Linked DNA regions of Mus musculus: regions 1 and 2 are each linked to region 3. A link is a loop called in an ENCODE intact Hi-C map of the cell type or tissue named here. Cell type or tissue: heart. All regions are shown on one strand.

The links. A loop is a pair of places that touch in the nucleus more often than their neighbours do. Peaks named below come from ENCODE experiments on the same cell type or tissue, not always from the same donor. Only the 100,000 strongest peaks of a DNase experiment are listed, where the experiment ranks them.
Region 1: it touches region 3 in a loop (2.4-fold over the local background); 3 of 42 quality-filtered maps call a loop at or near these places.
Region 2: a loop joins it to region 3, with 4 times the contacts of the local background. A loop is called at or near these places in 3 of 42 quality-filtered maps.

What each region holds. Positions count from the first base shown.
Region 1 is chr10:97,372,226-97,380,225 of GRCm38, reverse strand. No RefSeq gene overlaps it. Among named protein-coding and RNA genes, the nearest start is that of Mir3966, 47 kb to the left of the region's middle. In heart, a CTCF peak has its summit at 4,243; no DNase peak of the experiment used is centred here.
Region 2 is chr10:97,477,687-97,485,686 of GRCm38, reverse strand. It overlaps Dcn (decorin), which reads right to left and starts at 6,187. Exons shown (of 8, transcript NM_001190451.2): 1 at 5,898-6,187; 2 at 2,129-2,348. The coding sequence starts at 2,324. In heart, no CTCF peak of the experiment used is centred here; DNase peaks (open chromatin) are centred at 336, 3,286 and 6,126; H3K4me3 peaks cover 970 bases.
Region 3 is chr10:97,564,850-97,572,849 of GRCm38, reverse strand. It overlaps Lum (lumican), which reads right to left and starts at 7,349. Exons shown (of 3, transcript NM_008524.2): 1 at 6,965-7,349; 2 at 3,744-4,626; 3 at 147-953. The coding sequence starts at 4,605. The coding sequence ends at 799. In heart, CTCF peaks have their summits at 1,788 and 4,935 (motif pointing left); a DNase peak (open chromatin) is centred at 7,099; H3K27ac peaks cover 385 bases.

The DNA.
Region 1 (8,000 bases), 190 kb after region 3:
TTTGTGGCTTTGAGAGGGAGGATAGAGATGTGCGGGTTGGAGGCTTGTTCTGGAGACCCCCCCTCCCTCCTGTCTCCCTTCACTCTGAGCAGATGTCTAAGCCAGAGCAAACACTGATGCTTCCAGATGAAATTAGATGCCACTTCCATTGTGCATACCGCTTTCAGAATGTTCAAGACTAGCTTCAGGCTATTCTAGACTATGGAGATATCTATCATGTGGGCAAGGATACCTGGCTGTGTTATGGATACACTATCCAGCTGAACAGATAGGTTTTCCCCTCTTCTTTTTATTTTTTATTTTTAAAGCTGTTACGAAATGTTTTTCACAAAGTGTCCAACTCTAAATGTCTAATGAAGGAGTCATAGAAACCCACAAGAAAACGGTAAATTTCACTATTGAGTAGAAGTTTTCTTGTTTTCCAACATCTCCACTTATGGCAGCCTCTGCCAAAAACTTACTTTGATTCTTACTCTGACAGACAATTTAAGGCAAAGCAAAGTTCCTGGGTACACACTTCTCATAAGAGATTCTTAAGAGGGCAGGGGGACAGAATGGCAGCAATTGGCATTTCGTTTCTAATTGTTTTTCTATCAGACGTTCAAATGGGAGCATCAGAGCCCTATGTGAGAAGCCTTCTGCCCCTCATACAGCTGAGGTTCTCCTGTGCAATTTTTCACTGTCCTTGCATTGATTATTATACACCATTCAGAGAATTAACAGACTTCTGTCAAGTAGGAATGTGATATTTCAAATGAACTCTTAAATAGTAGGAAAGGGGCCTTGAAGGAGCAATTGGTGAGCTACAGACACATAGAGGAAGGTTGTACAAATTAAAGTTGATAAACTGGTGAATAAAAAAAGCAAGACCCTTTCTGTTGTCCAGAAAGTGTGTGTGGGGAGCTGCTTATCCATTTCTTTTGATCTGGATAGTGTTGGCAGATGCTTGTGGGGAAGTGCAAAGGATTCTGGGAGTAGGCAGTGATCCATGAAGACCTAGACAAAGTTCTCAAAACTGAAGACCTGTCTGGTGAATTTGATGGCTGGGATAAGAAAACACTGTCCCATCACTGGGACCTTCACTTAGCCTTGTTTTATGAAAGCAAATATCACATCACCTCCCTTTAGAACCATTTGGGACCAAAAGACTGTAAAGTAGACATGGTATCTGAACCTCCTCACAGTGTTGGTTAATCAAGTGCTGATAACAGCTGTGGCTGTTATAAACAGAGTTATCTATAAGATTTAGAGTTAGGATAACATTTAGAGTTAAGGATGGCTAAATGAATCAGGCTTCTATTCAGAAAGGCAGGAGTATCGCAACCAGAAGATTGATGCCAGCGATCCTGCACTGATTTCCCATAAACAGGATGATCCCACTTCTATGCCGAGGAATGCATGTGTAAGCCTGATTCATGATCTATGAACACCCAAGGGCTCAAGCATGGATAACACGTCAAGTGCAGATCAGATCCATACAGAGGCCTTCTGTACTTAACTCAAGGATTCAAACAAGTTTACATTCACGACAAATATTATTCTTTCTTTACATAAGAAAATTCTAATAACTGGAATTGCAAAAACTATTGATGTATGCCAGGCATGGCTTGTATGGTAGCTCCTTAGCAAAAGTCTAAAGAAATCAAGAAGTCAGCATAAACCAATCTCTACTCTGGGATTGGTACCAGAGGGAGAAAATACAAAATACTTGAAGTCAAAAGCATGGATTTCAGTCTGAGGAAACATTTTGAAATGTTGTCTTTATTATTTTGGACAAATCATTTAGTGTCCTGGACTTAGCTTCCTTGTCTTAATGACACAATTGTGCCAATCACCCTTGCTCTTCCTCTCAAATGGTTTACGGAGTGTGTTACATTTGTTGACTGGGCTCCTCTGGAAATGTGTGCTTGGCCCAGCCAGATTACTCGTTGTTATGCAGTTCTTCAGCTTTAGAGCTGCCTATTTCAATGGCTGATGTGCATCAGACACTCAATGGGAAAATTAACATAAAATTGAGTGGTCAGCGATGCAAGGGCAGGGATGCAGAAGCGCATAAAGTGACAGTCACTTGAACGTTGTTCATAGATACTTGGAAGTTTGCCTCTGAATCTAAGTAAACTAGGAAAGAAATGCACTTGGTGACTTGAATGTCATGCGTGAAGGTGACTTTGTGTCCCCTTCTCTCTATGACCTCCACAGTTAGTTATCTACAACAGGCTATCCACAGTGGTAGCAAAGGCATGCATAGCACCTTCTGGTACCATAAAAGCAAGTCCTTAGGAAGGCTCTCCATCAAATCCAGCTCAAGGGCCTCCAGGGTCTGTTTCTGAAAAGCATGGTGTCTGTCTCCAGCAATAGGGACTTAACTTCTGCCTCTGTGTGGGCAACCAAGGACAATAGCAAGAGGCTGTATGTTCTGGGATCTCTTGGACATCCCTGACCAACAACTCAAAACAGGGCTTTTTATGTCTGGCACTGTGCTTTTGATCCCAGTCCCAGTGGATCCATTTACAAAACGCTCCCTCACTTTGGGATCCGGGAAGATTCTGGAAGATGGGATTTGAAGGACCATTAAGGGACACAGGAGATTCATGAGAGATTGTGTCTCCTGGAAGTGTCAAAGGCTACACCAATAAAGTCTCACTAGTATGAATGCTGAAACATGAAGCTGAACAAGAACAACAGACATGCCAACATAGGTGGAGAAAGCCCACAGAACTATAACCATACACAAAGAACGACAGCCACATAAGGAGTGATGAGAGAGAGAAATAATATTTCTCCTGCAGGAGCATATCACTTAGCTATCCAATACCAAAGAGTCAAGCCTGAAAACATACATGAGTAACATACAGACTAAACTGCTTATATTTATGAATATGTATGAATATACTATGTGTACATATATGCATGTAACAACAATGAAAATTTGAACAAGAGCAATGAAGTTGATGTGGGAAGGATCAGATCAGTGGAAGGAAAGAGCGGAAGACATGATGTCTATAATCTAAAAAATACTATAATCTAAAAAAGAAAAGACTAAAAGGTAAATTATATGGTAAAAGTAAATTAAAGAAATAAATGACTACCCACATGTGCCCTATTCAATATGGCAGCTACAAATATTATTCTTTCTTTACATAAGGAAATTCTAATAACTGGAATTGCAAAGATTATTGATGTATGCCAGGCATGGCTTGTATGGTAGCTCCTTAGCAAAAGTCTAAAGAAATCAAAAAGTCAGCACAAACCAATCTATACTCTGGGATTATATGGAGCTCCTAACCACTTTAATTAAGCTAAAAAAAATGCAACAGAAATCAACTCATAATTTTATGTAACGTAATTTGATGTTGAGTTCAACTCAATGGTCCCATGATTAAAGGGTACTCTGTTAAGTAGCGTAGGTCTTTAATTTACACGCTGAACAAATGATCACATTTCTTGCTGGGATTCTGAGAGCATATTGTGGCTAATATTAGCATGTGCCCAAGGAAGAATCATTATAAGGAAATTTCAATTGTCAAAATTAAAGTTGTGCTTCCTCAGGCTCAGATCTAGTGCATCTCTTTGGTAAATCCTGCACAGTCTCACGAGAGGAGGGAGTGGGTGTTGGGTCCTGTCCGACTGCATTCACGCCTTCAGCTTTCTGGGACTTTGTTGCCTCCTTTATACAAGGAAGCTGTTAGATTTACACACTGGATGGGAGGATGTATATATTTGCTTTTAGGACTCCTCTGTTATTTCTTGTCTCGTGTGAATCTTTCCAGCTTGCTCTCCTCTTGCTTCTTCTGTTTGGTTGCATTTTAAATAATCTCCTGATTGAAAATTTTATTCTTCTGGATTTGGATTGTCTGGAAGATGTGTTTATAAGAGTCTAGACGTGTATATATGTGGCTTACACACTTTAATTCAAAGGATAACTGCAAATAGATCAACATAACCTTTTAAAAAAAGAAAAAGAAAAAAACATTTTCCAAAGATCTAAATGGAGGAAAGATCGTTGTAAACTTAATAAACTGCAATGTTAAAACCAATCTAAATCACAAAATCAGATTTATTTGTATCCTAGGAGCTTGTTGAGCACAAGTAGCTGCATTTGCAAAAATGCAGATTACTGGTGTGGCCAGTAACCAACTAGAGTTAAAGAAGAAACAATTCTGGAAACTCTGGTCCCTCTGGCTCCCCCGGTTCTCTGCTCCCTGGTAAAGATGAAGAGTACACAAGCCCCACCTACTGGACAACATGGGAATAGCACCCAAGAGCTCAACTTTAATGTCTGTTAACTGGCTTTTGTTTGTTTGTTTTGTTTTTCTTTTCTTCTTCTTCTTCTTCTTCTTTTTTTTTTTTTGCCTTTTTAAAATTAGATATTTTCTTTATTTACATTTCAAATGCTATCCCGAAAGTTCCCTATACCCTACCCCCGCCTTGCTCCCCTACCCACCCACTCCCACTTCTTGGCCCTGGCATTCCCCTGTACTAGGGCATATAAAGTTTGCAAGGGGCCTCCCTTCCCAATGATGGCCGACTAGGCCATTTTCTGCTACATATGCAGCTAGAGACAGGAGCTCTGGGGATACTGGCTAGTTCATATTATTGTTCCACCTATAGGGTTGCAGATCCCTTCAGCTCCTTGAAAATGTGGTACATTTACACAATGGAGTACTACTCAGCTATTAAAAACAATGAATTTGTGAAATTCTTGGGCAAATGGATGTATCTGGAGGATATCATCCTTAGTGAGGTAACCCAATCACAAAAGAAGTCACTTGATATGCACTCACTGATAAGTAGATATTAGCCCAGAAATTTAGAATACCCAAGATACAATTTGCATATACCCAGACACTATTGCATTTGCTAGCAAGATTTTGCTGAAAGGACCCTGATATAGCTGTCTCGTGTGAAGCTATGCCAGTGCCTGGCAAATACAGAAGTGGATGGTCACAGTCATCTATAGGATGGAACAAAGGGCCCCCAGTGGAGAAGCTAGAGAAAGTTAACTGACTCTTAAATGAGAGTGATAATAATAATTTCAATCTTAGTATACTGTTTTAAAGTTATATCCCATAGATATTTAAACGAAAATACCTCTAAAATTGCAAGTAAAGTCTTAGTAAATAACAGGGAGTCCAGATTTTAGAAATTGTGCTAACTGCATCAGATCTTGTAACACATTCTGTTTGACATATCAAAATAGCATAATCCTAAGCCACCTCTTAACATCATGATTTTCTTTTAGGCTTGGACCTGAATACAGATATTTCGATAATATAATTTAATTCCACTTAATACTTAGAAGAAATGTTTGATAAGCATAGCCCTTAACTTCAAGAACTGTGCTGTTTCAATATATAGGGGAAAATAGAGATGTATATTCTTTTATTTCGCTCAAGAAAAAGAGCCTTGCTTATTTTTAACCAGAATCAGGAATGAGTGGTCCTGCTGAGCTGGTTTGGGCATGTGAGGCAGAATGAAATTTTTCATAAAGTTTAGTAGAGAGATAAACCAAATTGCTGGATAATATATGTGAACATCTTTAAGGCATGAAGACATACCTTCCACTGTTACAGTATCAATAAAGCAAAAATTCTGCACCAAAATGGAAACTATGAGTGACCTTTAAAGTGCTTCAGGAATGGAGTTGGGGAGCTACCTAGATTGGATTCCAAGCTGTACGTAAACATCCATAAGTCTGGCATAGATGTAATTTCCACTGGGTTGGTAGATTGAAGATACAATTATTAAACAGCTAGTTTCGTTTAATGCCATCCACTAAGCTACTTCACACTGTCAAAAACCTTTTAGGTGTTAGACTCGAGGCCTGGAGGATTCTACAATGAATGGCACCCATGATTCTCTGAGTTCATTCCCCTGGCACCTGTGTTCATGTAACCAGCTACATATGAAAGAGGCAAATGGTCATTGGTTTTCAATTCAAGTTATACCACATACCATATCGTCATTTTTTTTAAATTGGTTATGAGACAATCATAGAGATTTGAAAGCATAGCAGGAACGCTGCCTTGTAAACTCCACTGGTTTTAACAAAACATTGCTGCTGTCCTGCACGGACTAATAAGGGTTTCATGACCTTCGCCACACGGTGAATTTAGCAAATTTAAATAATTGAGGCAATGATTGCTGAAGTAGCATCCTGCGTTTCTCGCTCTACCAACAGGAGGATGAGAAAGATGGAGTTAAATTCCACAGCCTGCACTGCTGTGGTTGTCACGCACAGCTCTCCCTTTCCAAAACCCTCAAAATAACTTATAAATGCCACATAGCATATGTGCTGTAATAATTGGACGTACTATCGGACTTTCTGTTGGACAGTCCCTTTGGAACAGACAAAATCTATAAAATTCAGCATTTTGCATTTATCCCGCTTTGTGTTTTGAGTGTTTTAAAGAGTGTAACTATAATATCACTTGACAACTTGGCAGGCTCAGGGCTGAATAATGGGCACTTTGGGGTATGCAGTTTTATGCTTTTTTAGTTGCTGTCTTTTTGAGGCATCTGTTGGGATCTGGAAATCAAAGCAATAGTATAAACGCACAACTCTCGAATCATGAAAATTAAATAAAGGAAGAGACTTTAAGGTCTAACTTAAAATATATTTTCACAAAGTATATTTCGTAGCTTCAAACAACCTATAAAACAACCCCTAATTTTAAATTTTTGACTGAGCTTTGAAAATCCAAAAGATGATCATGTATTATTTTATTAATTAGCTTTCCTATATCTGGTCTATTCCTATGGGTGAAGAGACTCTCTCTACCTTGGGTTTCCACATTCACCTGAGGCATGTGCACCTAGGTACCACCACGCTGTTCGCATGAGGCAGACGCATGAGCGGATGTGAACAAAGACAGGAAGATTTTAGTGTTTGTAGAATATGTCCAGGATGGCTGAAGCCCACTCATGGCTTTTTCTTTCTTTGCCATTGTTTGTTAATTTTTATTTGTTTATTCACTTAGGGCAAGGAAAATGGTTGGGTCTTAAAATAACCTCTCTAGACCTCCAGACAGATACACAGAGAGAAAAATCAACTATGCACGCACACACACACACACACACACACACACACACACACACACACACACATGCATGCATGCACTCACATGGAGAGAGACAGAGAGAGAGAAGGAATGAGGGAGAAGAGAGAGGGCGAGAAAGGAAGGGGGGAGAACACTCAGGACTACAAGAGGAACCTTCCAGAATGCAGACAATAAAATGGATTCTTTTAATCAAGGAATAAATGTACTTTTCTGATATGCTAATTCCAGTGAATCCTTGTTAGATAAGGATTATGTGTTTAGTTAAAACCTAGATGAGGCATGAAGAACAAGAATGAGCAATCACTGAGCACCTCCAATCCTGAGAATCCAGGATGCTGCTGGTTGCTTTTAGTGGTTTAAAGAATGGATACAGAAAATGTGGTACATTTACACAATAGAGTACTACACAGCTATTAAAAACAGTGAATTTATGAAATTCTTAGACAAATGGATGGATCTGGAAGATATCCTGAGTAAGGTAACCCAAATCACAAAAGAACAAACATGATAAGCACTCACTGATAATTGGATATTAGCTCCGAAGCTCAGAATACACAAGATACAATTTGCAAAACACATGAAACTCAAGAAGAAGGAAGACCAAAGTGTGGATACTTTGATCCTTCTTAGAAGGGGGAACAAAATACCCATGGAAGGAGTTACAGAGACAAAGTTCGGAGCAGAGACTGAAGGAAGACCTTCCAGACACTGCCCCAACTGGGGATCCTATACCAAACCCAAACCACCAAACCCAGACACTATTGCAAATGCCAGCTATATTTTGCTGAGCAAATCCTGATATAGCTGTCTCCTGAGAGGCTCAGCCAGTGCCTGGCAAATATAGAAGTGGATGCTCATAGTCATCCATTGGACAGAGCACAGGGTCCCAATGAAGGAGCTAGAGAAAGTACCCAAAGAACTGAAGGGGTTTGCAGCCCC
Region 2 (8,000 bases), 87 kb after region 3:
ATATGTATCAAAATATTTCATGCTACATGTAATATATGCAATGTATATAAAATCACATATCCGTTAATAGCAAATATAAAAGGAATGAGTTGTCCTTTCCTTTTGGTAACAACTGGACTCCATAATTTGATAAAGACTACATTTGCTGATCAGTTTTCCAAAATAGTTCTTTATCTGATAAAGATAGAATGGAACTATGGGTCTCACACTGAATTCTGGTTTAAACCTCAAACTAAATTTTAACAAAACATGCAGAAGTACTTGGCAAATTCATGTGTACTTTCTCAGCCCTCTGTGCTCTAGATAACCAGGAAATGATGCTACAGTGGAGATAACTGGAGCCAAACGTCCCGGGGAATCTTCCAGAAGCTTTCACATCTCCTTATAAACAAATGGCTGAGCTCCAGCTTCTCATTTTTCATTTACTCTCATTGAAAATATGTTTAAGAATCATTGTGGTTTAACACTGGCACAAATAACCCTTAGAGCAGTGGCTCTCAACCTCTGGGTCCCAACTCCTTTAACAACCTTCTACCTCTAGAAGTATTTACATTACAATTCATAAGAGTAGCAAAATTACAGTTACAAATTGGCAACAAGAAATAATTTTATCACTGTGGGGTCACCATAAACAACATGAGGAACTATATTAAAGGGTCACAGTGTTTGGAAGGTTGAGAACTTCAGCCATAGAGGAAAACACACAGTCAAGCATTTAAATAGAAAATTACTTATATTAAATACAATATAGTCAATACTGACAAAAGTTTGAACATTGCATCTGTTTTGTCTCATTAAAACCTATGAAAATGGTAGTTCTAAGGAAACAGATAATAATGTATATTCCTACATCTGGAGTGCCACTGACCCATCATAGGGAAGAATATACTTACCAGATCACTGAGCAACCAGAGAAACTACCTCTAGCCTCCTGAAAGCCTCCGTGTATACCCTCACTGAAGTTTTAAAGTGTCAACATTGAAAAGTAAGATAAGTGTTTCTTGGTTGTTGATGCTGAACAGTTTACTTCTACGTTTGTCTGTGCTCCTCTGTAGAGCATATTTCCCTGGTTAATATTACTGATCATTTTTCTGCAAAATATGCCTAGCAAATTGCCCTGAATAACTATGGGGCTTCTCTGTGAAGCACCTTCTTATGCTGTGGTATTTCTTCTATAAGCAAGACACACAGCAAAAACACTAGTCCTGTGATCATGGTTTTTTTTTTTTTTTTTTTTTTTTTTTTTTTGCGATAAGAAAATAGACAAGTAAAGAGAAGAAGGGAAAGCAGCTGCCATGGGAAGCCAATGCATTAACCTTTGGCTCAACTGCTGGGCCTCCAAACTTTCTGAAGATTTATCTTCTAATCATGTGGCTTTTGGAATTCCAGGCCAATTTTTACTTTCAAACAGATAAGCCAGCTCTCTTTAGTGTATTGAGCTGAAGTTTCAGAACATGAGATTATATCAGATATTTACATTGTGCTTTAGTTATAAATATTCCTGTTGAATAGTTCTAAAGACCATAATCGGCTGCCAAAGCTACATGGGAACCCAGACCAGAGAATGCAGGGAATGCCTGTGCATCTTGAAGATAATTTTTTGTTGCACAATCCATCTCATTTTGCTTCTGATAACTATGCATTTTGCAAGTTAGTCACGTTTAATCTCTGTTGCCTGGAACCTGTAAAGAGTAAAGGGACTTTCCAAGTTTTCATAGTATCTAACACTTTAGGAAACCAAATCAAAAATTTAGAAAAAGAAACAAAAATGAAAATGGGAAAGAATAAACATCCCCCTGGAAACACAATATAGATGATGTATTGGTAGACATTTTACTTTGCAAAAAGGGGATCTATTCAAGTCATTAAGTTTTTTTTTAAAGTGATTCACTACAAACCTTTGTAGACCTGATTGAAAAGGGTGAGAGGTGGGGCAGTGTAGCGTGGAAAGCCTAAAGTGTCCTAGCCTCAAAGTTAATTCTTTTTCTCCTTGACTATTTGCCCTACTCCTCTTTAGGGGGTGTGTCTCTTACTTCTGGAATTGCAGAGATGAGACCTCAAAGGGCCAAGCACTCAAGAGAACTCAGTTCCATGAAGAAGAGGCATACCTTTGGCCAGACACACTTACCCAGATCAGAACACTGCACCACTCGAAGATGACACTGGCATCGGTAGGGGCACATAGATATCAGGGGATTGTCAGGGTCATAAGGGATTATGCCAGAAGCCTCATCTTCTAGCATGAAGTCAAATAAGCCTCTCTGTTCAAATGGTCCAGCCCAAGAGACTTGTGCCAGAAGGAAGAAGATGAGAGTTGCCTTCATGATTATCTCATGTATTTTCACGACCTGGGGACCAGGGAAACAAAGAGAAGGGTTTCTGAGCAAGGATGCCACTTGATTTATGTGCAATTTGATACATAATATATCATAGCAGAGTGAGAGCACAGAGAAAAAGTATAGAAAATAACATTTGCCATGAAGAAGTCAAGCATTCAGCAAAAGGTCTTTAAAAGGAGGTAAAGGTGATTACAGACATAAGTAAACCATTTCCTTGCCAGTAGCAATTCAAACAGTATGAAATAGTGTGTCTCATCTTGGGGTATGGATTAAGACGATATGCCAGATCACTGTCAGGGTGTCCTTGAATAAGAAATCATGGTTGTATTACCATGTTGGCTCAGTGCTGTCATATGACAGTCAAATAAAACTGTGCCTTTGTAGTAAGAAATCTCCAACTTCTTCCAGAGACATCTCCTTAAGCCCTATTCATCTCCAGATCCTCCTGTGTTTCCTTTGGTCTCATCTACCACCCCATAAAATTGTTGTAAAAGACTCCAACTTGTTTCTGCTCTAAATATTTCTATTATTTCAAATCATCTTCCACCATGTTGCTGCCCAAGCCATCGTATAAAATTTAAGGTTCTTCTGTACAGATCTACTGACACAATTTTTTGACATCTTCTGACCTGTCAATGATAACCATGGTTCCTAAGTTGGTTGAGAAGCCAGACATTATTTGGTATCAATTGGTACTTAAAGATACAATTCTCTGCATTTTCTCTCTCCCACTTCAACCCAGACATTTTCTTTACTTCAACCCCCCACACTTAGACAGCTTTGCCATTTTGATTACCTACCTTCTGAAGAAGTTTAAAGGTTACGTGAGATTCTGGGTCTCCTGCCCCTGTCTCCCCTCACTTCTCCTCTGAGCAGGGTGCTGCTCGTTACCGCTTCTGTGATCTGAAGCACGATATTCTGACCTCTTTTAATGAACTTATCATGTTATAATGGGCTTTCTGTGTTTACCCCAACATTAGTGGATGTTCTCCCTCAGGGCGTGCCTTAGTATTCCTTGTTCTTCACCCATGCCTTGCACAATATTTTGAACACAAGTGACTCAGCTACCATCAGTTTATTAATAACACAGTGCATTCTGCTGGCTCCAAGAAACCAAACAAGTCTGATGTCTTAGAGCCCAAATTGTATATTCACAGCAAATTTCTAGTTATTTGGATATTAATTAAAGATAACTCAAAATGAACAATCAAAAGAGATCAAGCCACCTATTTTTTGAACGGACATGGCTTAAGATCCCTCTTCAGCTCTTAGAAGTCATCCTCAACCATTGAAGGCATCACTTTCAGACTCGTGATCTCAAGAAGAGCTGCATCTCTGCAAATATGTTGGATTTACTCGCTACTATGTTTCCATATAACAATACACAGAATGTATAGCCTTGAAGCTTTTTCCAAAAACACTAGGAAATACACACACACACAAGTTAAAAAAAAAAAAAACTCCACACATTCATTTTTAATTTACATCTAATACTGCAGTATGTCTAAAACAGAATACTCCATACATAATTGTGATTTCTCAATTTAAAAAAAAATCATAAAGATTGTGATTCATCCAACCTCCCCAAGTTCAAGGGCAAGTGTCCTCTAGTAACCCAATCCCACTCAGCTGCTCTTAAAGGGAGGTTATTGTTTAGGGATGTTTATTTGGATTGCAGTAAAGGAGAAGACTGCTTCACATTAAAATAGAATGTTTATGGTTTACCACAAGTTTGCTGGACTTGCATATTTAATGCCTTGTAATTTTAGGAGAAGAAAAGAAATGAAACAACGTAATCTCAGATTTAATAAGAATAAGGAGCATTTCTGGAGATGTCTCTTTGTCATCTACGCTCCAAAGCAGACATGCCTGGTGACTTCCCTATCAACCCTAAAAAGGAAATGTTGAGCCCAGGCTCTGAGGAACACCATCTTTCTTTATATGTGTTTACCTTGTTAAAATAGGACAAATTCTCTGCTCAATCTTCCTTTAGACTAAAGCCTGATACAGCCAGACTGCATACCACTTCATTAATACCCTCTCTCTCTCTCTTTCTCTCTCATGTGTGTATGTGTGTATATGTGCAAGTGTGCATGCATATATGCATGTTTTTGAACTCTGTTATCCTAAAAAAATGCTTATAAATTTTCTTCCAGTTCTCCCATGAAATTTCTTTTAAAATATTTTTTATACTACTCAAAGATCCAGCGTGTTTAGAGCAATTAACTTAAGAGAAATCTTAAGAGTCACTGGTCCTCAACATTTCTTCAGTGTTTTTTTTTTTGTTTGTTTGTTTTGTTTTTTTGTTTGTTTGTTTTTTTTTCCTTTTGTTATAAATGGCAACTAGAACAACAAAAAACAATTTACAAACGAACAGGTTGTGACTGAAGCAACACTATATCTTGTAGAAACTGTTCCTCTCAAATATTTGTAAAGCCATTTTTCCACTAAAAAGAGTTGTTTAAGTTCCGAAATGTCTCACCAAAAGTAATCTGTCTGGCCCCAAAACAATCTTTCTTTATTTACTTAGCTATTTCATCCAGGTTAACTTTTGTATAAACATACTTATACTGTTGTTAGGTGTTTCAGAGTTAAAACTTAACACGTATGTATGAAGTGAATCTGTAAATCCCTCATTTTAAGGTGAATTTAAAACTTCAGTAACAATAGGAATAATTAAAATACAAGCAATAAAAATACATTTGTCCACAAACAAGAACTACAATAAAACCTATGTTTCTTTTGGAGAGGTCTGCTAAAATAAGCAGCTGCAGGAAGAAAAAGCCACAGGCACAGAGATCACTGGAGTCACACACTGGGGCACACGTAACCAGTGGTCCTCTGCTTACTCTGCTTTAAGTTAAAATGAGAATCAACCCCCACCCTCACCTCATAGTGAATGCACCTCATAAGAAAGGTTAATTTGCATCGAAAATATTGACAGAAACATTTATAACCAAAGAGCTCTGCAGCTGTATTATCTCAGATCTTTAACATCATAAATATTTCCTGTGTTCCTTTTCACCTTTCTGGTAATAATTCCTATTCATTTCTGGTGTTGCAGAAGTAGGCATTATATTTCTACAGCCAGAGACTTGTCTTGCTGATGTTTTAAAGATTGTGAAGTATGCAAGAACACAGCACGAGAAGAAACCCTTAAATACCTAATTTAGGCACAAGCAATATGCTAGTTACGAATGCTTTTCTGCTGACAGTTTATAAAGAGCAAAGCATTTCATCAGTACAAACACAAAACTACCAATATAGACAAGTCATGGTGTTAGGTTACAAGTTTTTAATAAGCATATTTGCAAGAACAGAAGCAAGAGCACAAAACCAATGCATTCAAACAGTTTTGCCTTTTTGTTTGTTTGTTTTACCGAGTACTTAACTTCTGTTTTCAAGCAATTCATTTCTAACGTTGTCTAAAGATTACTAAAAGTTTAGCACAGCTTCCTTCTCGTTCCTTTTTCTCACCAGATATTTTCTTCTGCCCTCCACTTGACAGAAGCTTTATTAGCCTGTAGCAGAGTTCAGGACAATTATTGAAAGCCATACCTTTTAATCCGGGTATTTGCCACAGGAGCCCTCAAAGCTGCGATGTAATTAACACTAACTATGCAGCCCAGGCAAAAGGGTTTGCAGGTGTGGAAAGAAGGAGGAGGGGGTGGTGCTGCCCTGTGACTGTCACTGGGTTGAAAACCTCCTGCTTCTACTCCATAGCACAGTTAAGAACTAAGGTTTCACTGCGTGAGCGCATCCAGCTGACACCCACATTAGATCATATGGTAATGATACGTCTCTTGTATTGTAGCCAGAAACTTTATCGGCCCCCTTCTCCCTCCCCCTCCACATTTGCTTTATCCCTTTGCATCCGCCCAGCATTCCAAACTGCTTTTGTAGTCTAGTGGAGCAACTTGATTTGAAATTTGTCTTTTTTTTTTTTTTCTAAAAGATTGTAACTGAAGAATTTGTCTCCCCACCCCCAACCCCATTCCAGTCTCCACCCTTTCCAGTCTTGTTTGTAAGTAGTATTTATTATCCTTCTGAAATGACTTTTTTCCCCCTTGCTTTGGAGATGTGTGGGTCTGGAAAATGGAATGGCATTAATCCTAAAGCTTTTTTAAATGTGGTCTGCAGAGAAGACTAATTAGACTTCCATAGAATTACTCCTGGGCTCTGAAGTTCAAGTGCTCTGGAGTTCTCTGTGCATTTTGAATGCATTTCTATGGTGTTCTGGGACAAAGCCAGAATTTAATCTGGAAAATATGTTGTTTATTATTTTCATTACCTACGGCTTCAAAAACTTCCTTACTGTCTATTCTTTGCTGCTGTTGTTGAATAAAACACATAGAAACTAGACACTGATTACAATAAGATTTAGTTTGTAAGTAAAGAAAAAAATAATAATTTTTATAGATGGGTCCCTTATGTAATTAGGACTTTCTGTGGCTCTTTTTAAATTTCAGTAAATAGGCAGGGGGAGGAGAAGAAAGTGCAAATTGAGTAACATGTTTATTCAGGCAGTGAAGAAAGTTTTTGGAGATTTTATAATTCCATCTCTGGATGCTGTGGGTTGCTCTGTTTGCCTTCCCAGGTTCTGACTCGCATTTTTCTGCTCAGGCCTCCAGGCTCTGATCAGGTGGGGACTTGAAGCCACCATCTATGAAAAAGGAGGAGATTCCCCCTATCCTTCCTTTACCCACCTAAGTGCATGCTTTGACAGGAAATATTTTTTTATTTTTATGGAGCTGGAAGGAATTAAATTCTTGAGAGGGAATCTGAGGGAGGGGGAGGATGTAGCTAGACTTATTTTGACTTCTTTCCCAAGTCTAACTGCCTGTCTTTTAACCTCTCCCTCCACACACTCCATTCTTGCAGAGTCGAAGCATGCTGAGTGATTCTGTTGAGTCCAAGTGTTCGCTGACATTGGTGTAAGGAACATGCCCTTTCTTCTGGCACTAATTGACTTTCTCCTCTGAATGTTGCTTGTATTTATAAGTTTCTTCTGACATGCGATAACTCCTTGCTCATTGCCTCACTCCCAGAAAACACACATAGTCCCTCTAACACAGTTACTATAGTCATTGTCTTTCTTAATCGATGATTTGTTTCTTAGCAACACTGAACTTCACTCTAGTGAGTCAGGACAAATTGTGGCAGCAGTCATTGCCTAATGTAGAATAAGACAGGAGATGAAAGCAAAGAAATAGGAAAGAAAAGTAGAATAAAGTTGGCAAGAGGAAACAAAAGATGCATATAAATTAGTTTGAATTTTTACTGGTGGGGCTGTTAGGTTTAAAGTTCATATCTGGGTTCTTCCCTTTGATGACAGGTTTAGGAATTAAAGCAACTCCCCTAACCTCCCCAAGCTTCAGTCTCTGCACCTGTGGAATACATAGAAAACGTAACTCAGTGGTTAGTCTTAGATGGAGCTTGAAAGCAGACAATGTATAGAACAAATTTATTTCAACTTACTTTCAGTATAAGTGCGCCATAAATATTACTTTCCATTATTTTCTGGTGTGTTATATAGTTTACAATTGAACTAGCCAAGAAGAGTTGCTCCTCCTGTTTTGAAAATATAAAAATTGAGAACCAGTGACCTCTCCCTGCCCATGAAGCTAAGTAAGACCCAAAGCACAAGGCAGCTCCCAGAGA
Region 3 (8,000 bases):
AGGTGGATGCTAGAACTAGACAAACTGTGGGAAGCTCTATGACCACACAAGTAAGATATGGCAAGCTGGCCCCCTCTTGGAATATGATTGCTCTCTTTTATGTGTTTTATGAGACATACAGTTCTCACAAAAATGAACACCAAGATGCCAGCTTCATTGTTTTATTTTGCTATCAACTATTAATCATAACATGCAAACAATCAAAAAGGAACATACACATGACAGAGGAAAATGACTCAAGAAAAGTTTCACTAAGTAACCGTGCAAATGCTTACTGCGAACTACATTTCTGTAAGTGGATGCAACTTCATTAATTTTCTTTGGTATCTTGCAAATTACTGGCTTCAAAATGCAGAGTATAAATGTCTGCAAAACAGACTTGACATGTCAAGATAATTTGGATTAGGATAACAAACATCCATGTATATTTGTTTCATGTTTTTGAAATCATTAATGTAAAATCTGGGAACCATAAAAAACTTGGCTGATTTCCATGCAATCAGTAAAAAGGCTTTCATACCATCTGAACATAGAGCTGTAGAAAACATTAAATTTACAAATAAAGACTTAAGTTTAACGGGTTTTGTATTTCTGTTCTCAGGATGAAAAAGGCCTGCTTTTCATCTTTTATTTAAATGTGGTAAATGTTCATAAAACATTTCCTTCATTAATTAAAATCCATGAAGTAATACCACCAGCAACGAGAAGGATATTGTGAAAACTTTAAAACATCCCCCACATTCCCAACCATGAAGTTCTGCTCCAGAACATACTTCAATGTATTGGAATGAGAGGATGTTAGTTAACGGTGATTTCATTTGCTACACGTAGACACTCATACATGTCAGGAGGCAGACTGCTCTGAGTGAGAGGATTGCCATCCAAGCGCAGATGCTTGATCTTGGAGTAAGACAGTGGTCCCAGGATCTTACAGAAGCTCTTCACATCAAACTCTGCAAATAGAAGAATAGAAAAGTCCAGTCAACTTTCCTTGTGCTATATTGAAATTACCATTTTGAAAAATAACCCGTGAATGATTTTTTTAGCAGATAGTCTGTCACATGTAGAAAGTCATCTTTACTGTGTGTTTTTTTTTTTTTTTTGTATTTTTAAAATAAAAACCACTGAGCTTATATTTCAGGCTACTAAAGTGGCATCACAGTATTTAGTAAACACTAGGGTGAATTAAATAAAATGTATCAAAAAAAGAATTTATTTAATTTTGATAATAAGGTTTAGAACAGCACTCAACTAATATGAAATGTTTAGTCTGACCTGAAAAAAATATGAATTGTTTGAATGTTCTCATCAGTGAAAAACTCACCCTTGTACCCCCCCCCCCCACTGAAAATGATAGACTTGGTTAATCAATCACTAAAGAATTTTCCATCAACCACACAATATGGCAGAGATTCAAACAAGGCACAAACTAAATCATGCAATGTGTAGCCAGTATTACTTTGATGGTTGAGACGATGCCACAAGCAAGAACTCATCTAGTCTTTAAATAGAAACCAAGATTATTACTAGAACTATCTATGTTCACACAGGTAAGTTTGACCTTATGCTTGTCTTGTCCTCAGATTGTTATTTTGTTTTATTCTCAAACCCTAGTAAGCAATAACAAATAAAACTCAAGCACTTTGCTCTCTAGTCTCTTATGCGTATTTGAACAGCATTTTCAATGTAACTTCTTGGTCTTCCTATAATACTCGTCTCTGAGAAGGTATGATGTAAAGAAGGAAGAGGACTTTAGGTTGCAGGCTATCTCTGGTGCTTAGCTTGGGCATTTGGAGCTCTCAACTGCCCCCTCTGTCTGATGTAATGTATTGCTTTCAGTGAGTTACAAAAATTATTCAGTTGTTCAAAGCACATTACACTATATCAACACACTGAATGTCCTCCATAATTGATATCTTTTTAACCTTTTTCCCATACTTAATTCACTTCATCTGAAGAAGATTAAGATTGACTTAAATTAATTCTTAGTCATAGATCTGGAATAGGAATGACTGTCTGGGGTTGTATATTGAAGCCCTGTAATTTTCGGGGGGGAGGGGGCGATGGTTCTTCATTTGCAGATGTGATGAGCCACGGGTTAAAAATAGTTTTTAAATTTGCATATATAAGTACTGTAAACATTTTTATTGCTTTTGTCCCTGAACATAATAGCATATAACTTTGTAGATAGCATCATCTCAATTTTGCTGAACAGCATAATTTGTCTATAGAAGATTTCGTGTACAGGAGATGACATACATACGGACATATGGAACTATTATAGCATCTATATACAGGACTTGAACATCAGTAGAGTTTGGGATCCAAAAGAGTTTGAGAACCAGTTTTCCATAGGTACAAAATGTTGCGCCTTTACATGACCTTAAGTTCATTTTTACATGTAATGTTCAATGTTGAGAACCTGATTTAGGCTGAGATAATTGCAAATAATAAATGAAATCATTACTTAGAAAAATTAAAGAATATGAACTATCACATATTAAACTTTACACTATAAACAGTTGTGCCAGTAGAATTGTGCTAGTCTGAACTCTGTGACTTGTAACAGTCAAACTGTCCCAAACCTTGCTTTCATGGATTTAAAAATCCATTTCAAAATGAAATTGAAAAAATGGTGTTTATATAGGCAATCACATTCTCCTTCATGAAAATGTGTAACCTAGGAGATACATGAAATTAAAGAAACATTTCAATGTTGTCACAATGTCCTACTTCATTTTTTTCTGATAGCAATATTTTTATCTTGGCAAGGGAGGTGAACTTTTCATTAGATAAACAAGTTCAATTTGAATAGACAATGACTGCTTTATATGTAAAATTATGTTTTCCACCTGAAATTTTCACACATTGGTGAACTGACACATTTCTGTGCTAAACTCTATTAAATGGTAAGGTTGTGATTGAATGGTGTCATTTCCTGCCTGTTTTCATATCTTCTGAACTGAAGCTGAAGAGGATGGAAGCCTTCAAAGAGCAGATCAAGTCCAGATCCATCATGGAGATAAATCAAAATAAAATACATCAGCACATGAAAAGAACCATGTGTGACGTGGGTGAAGTGAAGGGCTGTACAAAAGCTAAGGGCTCTATAAGGATATCTTTTAAATAAATAGATACTTAAAACCTTTTTCAACACCTTTCCTCATGAATTTGTTTGAGGACCACATACACTGTGTCAGAAAAAGAGTGGTGGTGCTGGCCATGTTAATAGGGTCATATAGTGAACCTCCAGATGTTAGGGAAGATAGGGCCATATGTGTTTGCTCTGAGTCAGGCAAGTGGTAGGATGCTTGGTAGCCTGTTCTTACTGCACGCATGCCTTCTGAAGGTTTTCTTCCTTTCCTCTACTGGATCATGCCACTTAGTAAAAGGCAGCACACAATTCTACGCAAGGAACAAACTAAGCAATAACTGAAAAATATTAAGAGAGACATCACTGTCAGTTAGCCTCAAATAATACTAATAGATTAAATGAACAATTTTATGGCTTTAGTAGCTCTTGGTCTCGACACTCTAAGGAAAGGCTAGGAACAATTCCGTGTATGACTGAGATAGAATTCCATGTTTGGATTTTGTTGTTCTTTTAATTCGTTCTTATTACATTGTGAAACCTAAGTATTTTAACTCTCAAAGTGTTTGATACAAACTTTAAGTATATAAGTAAAGTTTAATGTATACTTTAAATAATTCTAACACGGGGGGGGGGGCATCTTTATACTTACTTTCAAGTTCATTGACCTCCAGGTAATAATTTTCAAGATTTTCATTAACTGTTGGTATACTCTTAAGCTTATTATAGGAGAGATCAAGCTCGAGCAAGGATGATATATTAAACGAGTTTCCAGGTACCCCACTATCAGCCAGTTCATTGTGAGATAAACGCAGGTATTGCAGCCCAGTGAAGCGCTTGAAGTACTCATCCGGAATGTTGCTGATCTTATTATTGTCTAGGTAGAGAGTTAGAAGAGATGTAGGTAGACCAGCAGGCAGCTTGCTCATCTGATTGAAGCTCAAATCCAGGTACTCTAGTGATTTGAGACCTTTCAGAGAAGCCGAGACAGCATCCTCTTTGAGCTGGTTGTGTTGAAGATAAATGAAGGTCAAGTTGACCAGCCCGTCGAAGGAGCCGAGCTTGCTGATTTTATTATTGGTCAGCTGTAGGTCTTGCAGGGACTTTGGAAGTGGACCGACGGACTCGGTCAGGTTGTTGTAGTTTATATGCAGTTTCTTCAGTTGTTTCAGCTTAGAGAAAACCTTTCCTTTGATCTTGGAGTTTTCTAGAAGGTTGTGGTCAAGAATGAGCCACTGCAGGTCTGTGACGTTCTCAAAGGCCTTCTCATCAATATGGTCGATTTGGTTATTCCTCAGGTAAAGGTACTTGATGCCAGGAGGAACCATTGGCACACTCTTCAACTTGAGGTCATCACAGTACATGGCAGTTGGGTAGCTGTGGGGGCAGTTACATTCTGGTGCACAGTTGGGTGATATTTGCCCATACATGAAGAGAGGGATGTCATAATCGTAGTATTGGCCACTGACACTACCGACTAATGCCAAGGCAAGAGAGAACGCACATACATTCATTTTCAGCAAGTCCTCTGTGACCTACATAAAGTGGAAAAACGAATCATTACAGCATAATATAATTTCAAGGGGAAAAAAAGTTCAATTTTCATTAAATTCATTAACAAAGTGCGTTTTTTTTTTTTCATTTCATTTTCAGTGCCTCCAAAATAGTGTCTTCACTGCCCTTTGAAACTTTCTATTTAAGTATAAGGAGAAGGCTGCCGGGAAGGGGAGGGTGTGTGTGTGTGGGGGGGGGGGGGGGCGTGTTGTTCACACCTTTGGGTGGAAACAGGTTTCAGGTGTGTACGCATGCGCCCCCTTGTGGTCTGGCTTCCAAATTTTTAGGCCCTGTCTTCTGATACTTCCTTAATCGATATATCAGTCAGGGTATTTCCTGGTGGCACCATCTCACACAATGTGAGAAACCCTATTTAAGAATATCCCCTAATCCAGAAGAAAGGACACTTAGAAGACAACAGGAAATTCCTCCGTATATTCTGCCATCAACATCATTAAAATGTCTCATTAGAGAGATCCTAAGTGGGTGCAGGGGCAATCTGTGGTTTTGCCCTGAGGCAAACTGCTCTTGCTGCTTGTGAGGTAGAAGAGGCAATAAGCGCATTCCTTTCAAGGGGCCTTGTTATTGTTGTGGATTCTGGGGAAAGGGGGTTGAATTCTTAGATGGATGTTTACATTATTTGCAGCTTAACATCCCCTGCTTTAAAATCCATTGGAAGCTGTATCTGAAGCTAGTATTTAGTAAATTAATTTTAGAAGAACAAATATTTACCCAACAGGGAAACGTCAGACAGTGTTGGCTTTTATATCCAAACCAAAAAGGATACCAATTATACGAAAATAACCTTCTCTCCAACTTTAAAAGCTAAGTCCTTCTCCATTTTAAATCATGAGTTCATCTTCTTTGTGCCAACTGTAAGGTAACATGATTTGCTAATGCAGATTTTAGTGCCTTCAGAAAGTGGAGGCAGGAGAAGGCAGGGAATAAAAGACAAAACAAAAATAAAATAATAGTGATGTTGGCTTCATGAAATGTGTGCTGAGAGTGTAAGTTCAAAAAATTTCCTGGTAGTTATTTTCACATAACATATTTCTAAGATGAGATTCAACAATGATTCGAAATTCAGAGAAAAGCTAGCCATTTGCATAAAAGAAGGCTAGAACTTAAGAGTTGGGAATCACAGAATGCATTGTAAGAAAGCCCATGTTCCTGTGAGTGAAACAACATGAAGAGAATCCACATTCAATTACACCCTGCATTGCATGATATTTCATGCAAATAATATGAGACAAGCATTTGCATCAGGTAATTTGGAGGAAGTAGAAGTTGGGAGACCATGCATTTTAAATATATATGCTTTGCTTTAGCTTAGAATCATGACAGACTTCAGGAAAAGAAACATTGAAAAAGATTTTATGAAAGATACACTTGAAATTCTAACCTCAGATACAGTCACAATGCTAATAAATTATGCCCTTGCCCATGATTCTGATGGGAATTTTTAATTGAATAGTTAGGATTTGCCCTGCCTAGCACTAGGAACACAGTAACAGTACATAATCACATAAATGAATCTGTTGATTCATTTAAGTTTTGACTTTTTAAATGGAATATGCATACTAACAAAAATTTATTCCACAGTTTTGGCAAAGTAAAACTTAACAGTCTGAAATCAAAGCAACCTTGTGAACATACAATGCCTCCTCTGTGAGGGTAAGTCATACATTCGGCCCCTACTTTTTTAAATACCTCTGGTCATGAAAGAAATGCTTTTCTGCAAAAATGTAAATTGTTTCCCAGAAACTTTTAAAAACATGTACCTTAAGGTGTATATCCAAAACCACAGATCTTTAAAATGAGCAAAACACGGAGAAGTGATCCACACAAGTAACTGAGTCCTCCTGCTAACATTTTATAACCCAGAATGTTTATTGCGACCTGTAACAACATATTTTATTGCAAAACCCCTTGACTGCTGCTGGTGGTAGTGGCCTTTTTCTGTCTCAATACTAGATTTCAACATTATAACAATATGTAGCTAATTAGCATAGATAACATTTTAATTTCTGTACGTTTTTGAGTGTCTAACTTTTTTTTTTTTTTTCATTGCAACCTTGGAACGTTTTAAATTTCCCTTGCCAATCAGTCTGGCATACAGAGTGAAATTAATCCAATAGTGATGGAAAGTATAATAGGTAAAATGTGAAAATAAATGTTCAAAACTGTCATTGAATAGCAAATTGGCAAAATTCCTCTAGATCTTTTTTTTTCCTGTTCCTGTTAAAATTAAACACTGTCCCCAAGACTCAGCATCCCCTGGGGTATAGTAAGAAAAAAAAAAAAAAAAAAAGCACTTACCTTACTCTCTTGACACTGTTTCCGTTAATTTCTTAAACAGGCACACTGTGAACAAGAATCCACTAACATATGCTGTGAACTCTGTCAGGGTGGGACTGGCTGCCAGAGTCTCAGTGATACAAGAGCTGAGGAGCGTGGGGGGTGGGGGGGGGGGACCAGCCCAATCACGCCAGCCTCTGGATGAAGTTATGTCACTGTGGGCTCTTGTGGTGTTGCCTCTGAGCAAGCTTCTCTCTAACGAAGTGCAGGTGGACAAAACAGACCCTTCCACTCTGGAATCGGGGTTGGGGGAAGAGAGAGAGACAGAGAGAGAAGTACTTTACTGGATTAAACCCCTAAGAATCGAGCTTGCTACAAATGAGGCAGTTCGGTGTGAGAGGGTTTCTGCTGCAAACTTCTGAACTTCTGCATGTGTGGTGGCGGTGAACTGTGATCTGCTCAGCCAAGTCTTGTGCTCCTGTAAAGACCTCATAAATCACAAACAGAGCAAAGAATCTCAGGAAAATGCAAATGAGCACACGCAAAGGAACTGAGTCTTTTTTTTTTTTTTTTTTTTTTTTTGGCCACCCCTCTTGGATTACTTATTTGATTCACTTGGGTTAGCTTGCTCTTTGTCCTAAGGATGCATTCATTTCTGTACTGTGAGCAGCGCTTCATATACACGTTGAGACAACTGATAGGGTGAATGTCTTCTTTAGCTTGTCATGTTGAGGAAACTCTTTCTCATGTTCTTCAGATCTGGAACCACTCAGCCAAGGTCTGACCTGTTTTTCATTTGTGGATTTCCTCAGGAACTCACTCAAAACCCTACTTGAAGATTATATTCTATACTTTAAAGCCAAAAAAAGCAGAACAAAGATAACATAAATATATCCTAAAAATATCACAAGTCACTAATCTTTTTCATTCTGTTACCAGACTATTCTGACTTTTTTTCCAAGGTGGAAGGCACCCAAAGTTGTGGTCTGTCCAAAGGCCTGGCTTGATAGAGTGTTCTAACTCACTTTCTGGTATGTAATGTAGCAAATGAGTAATT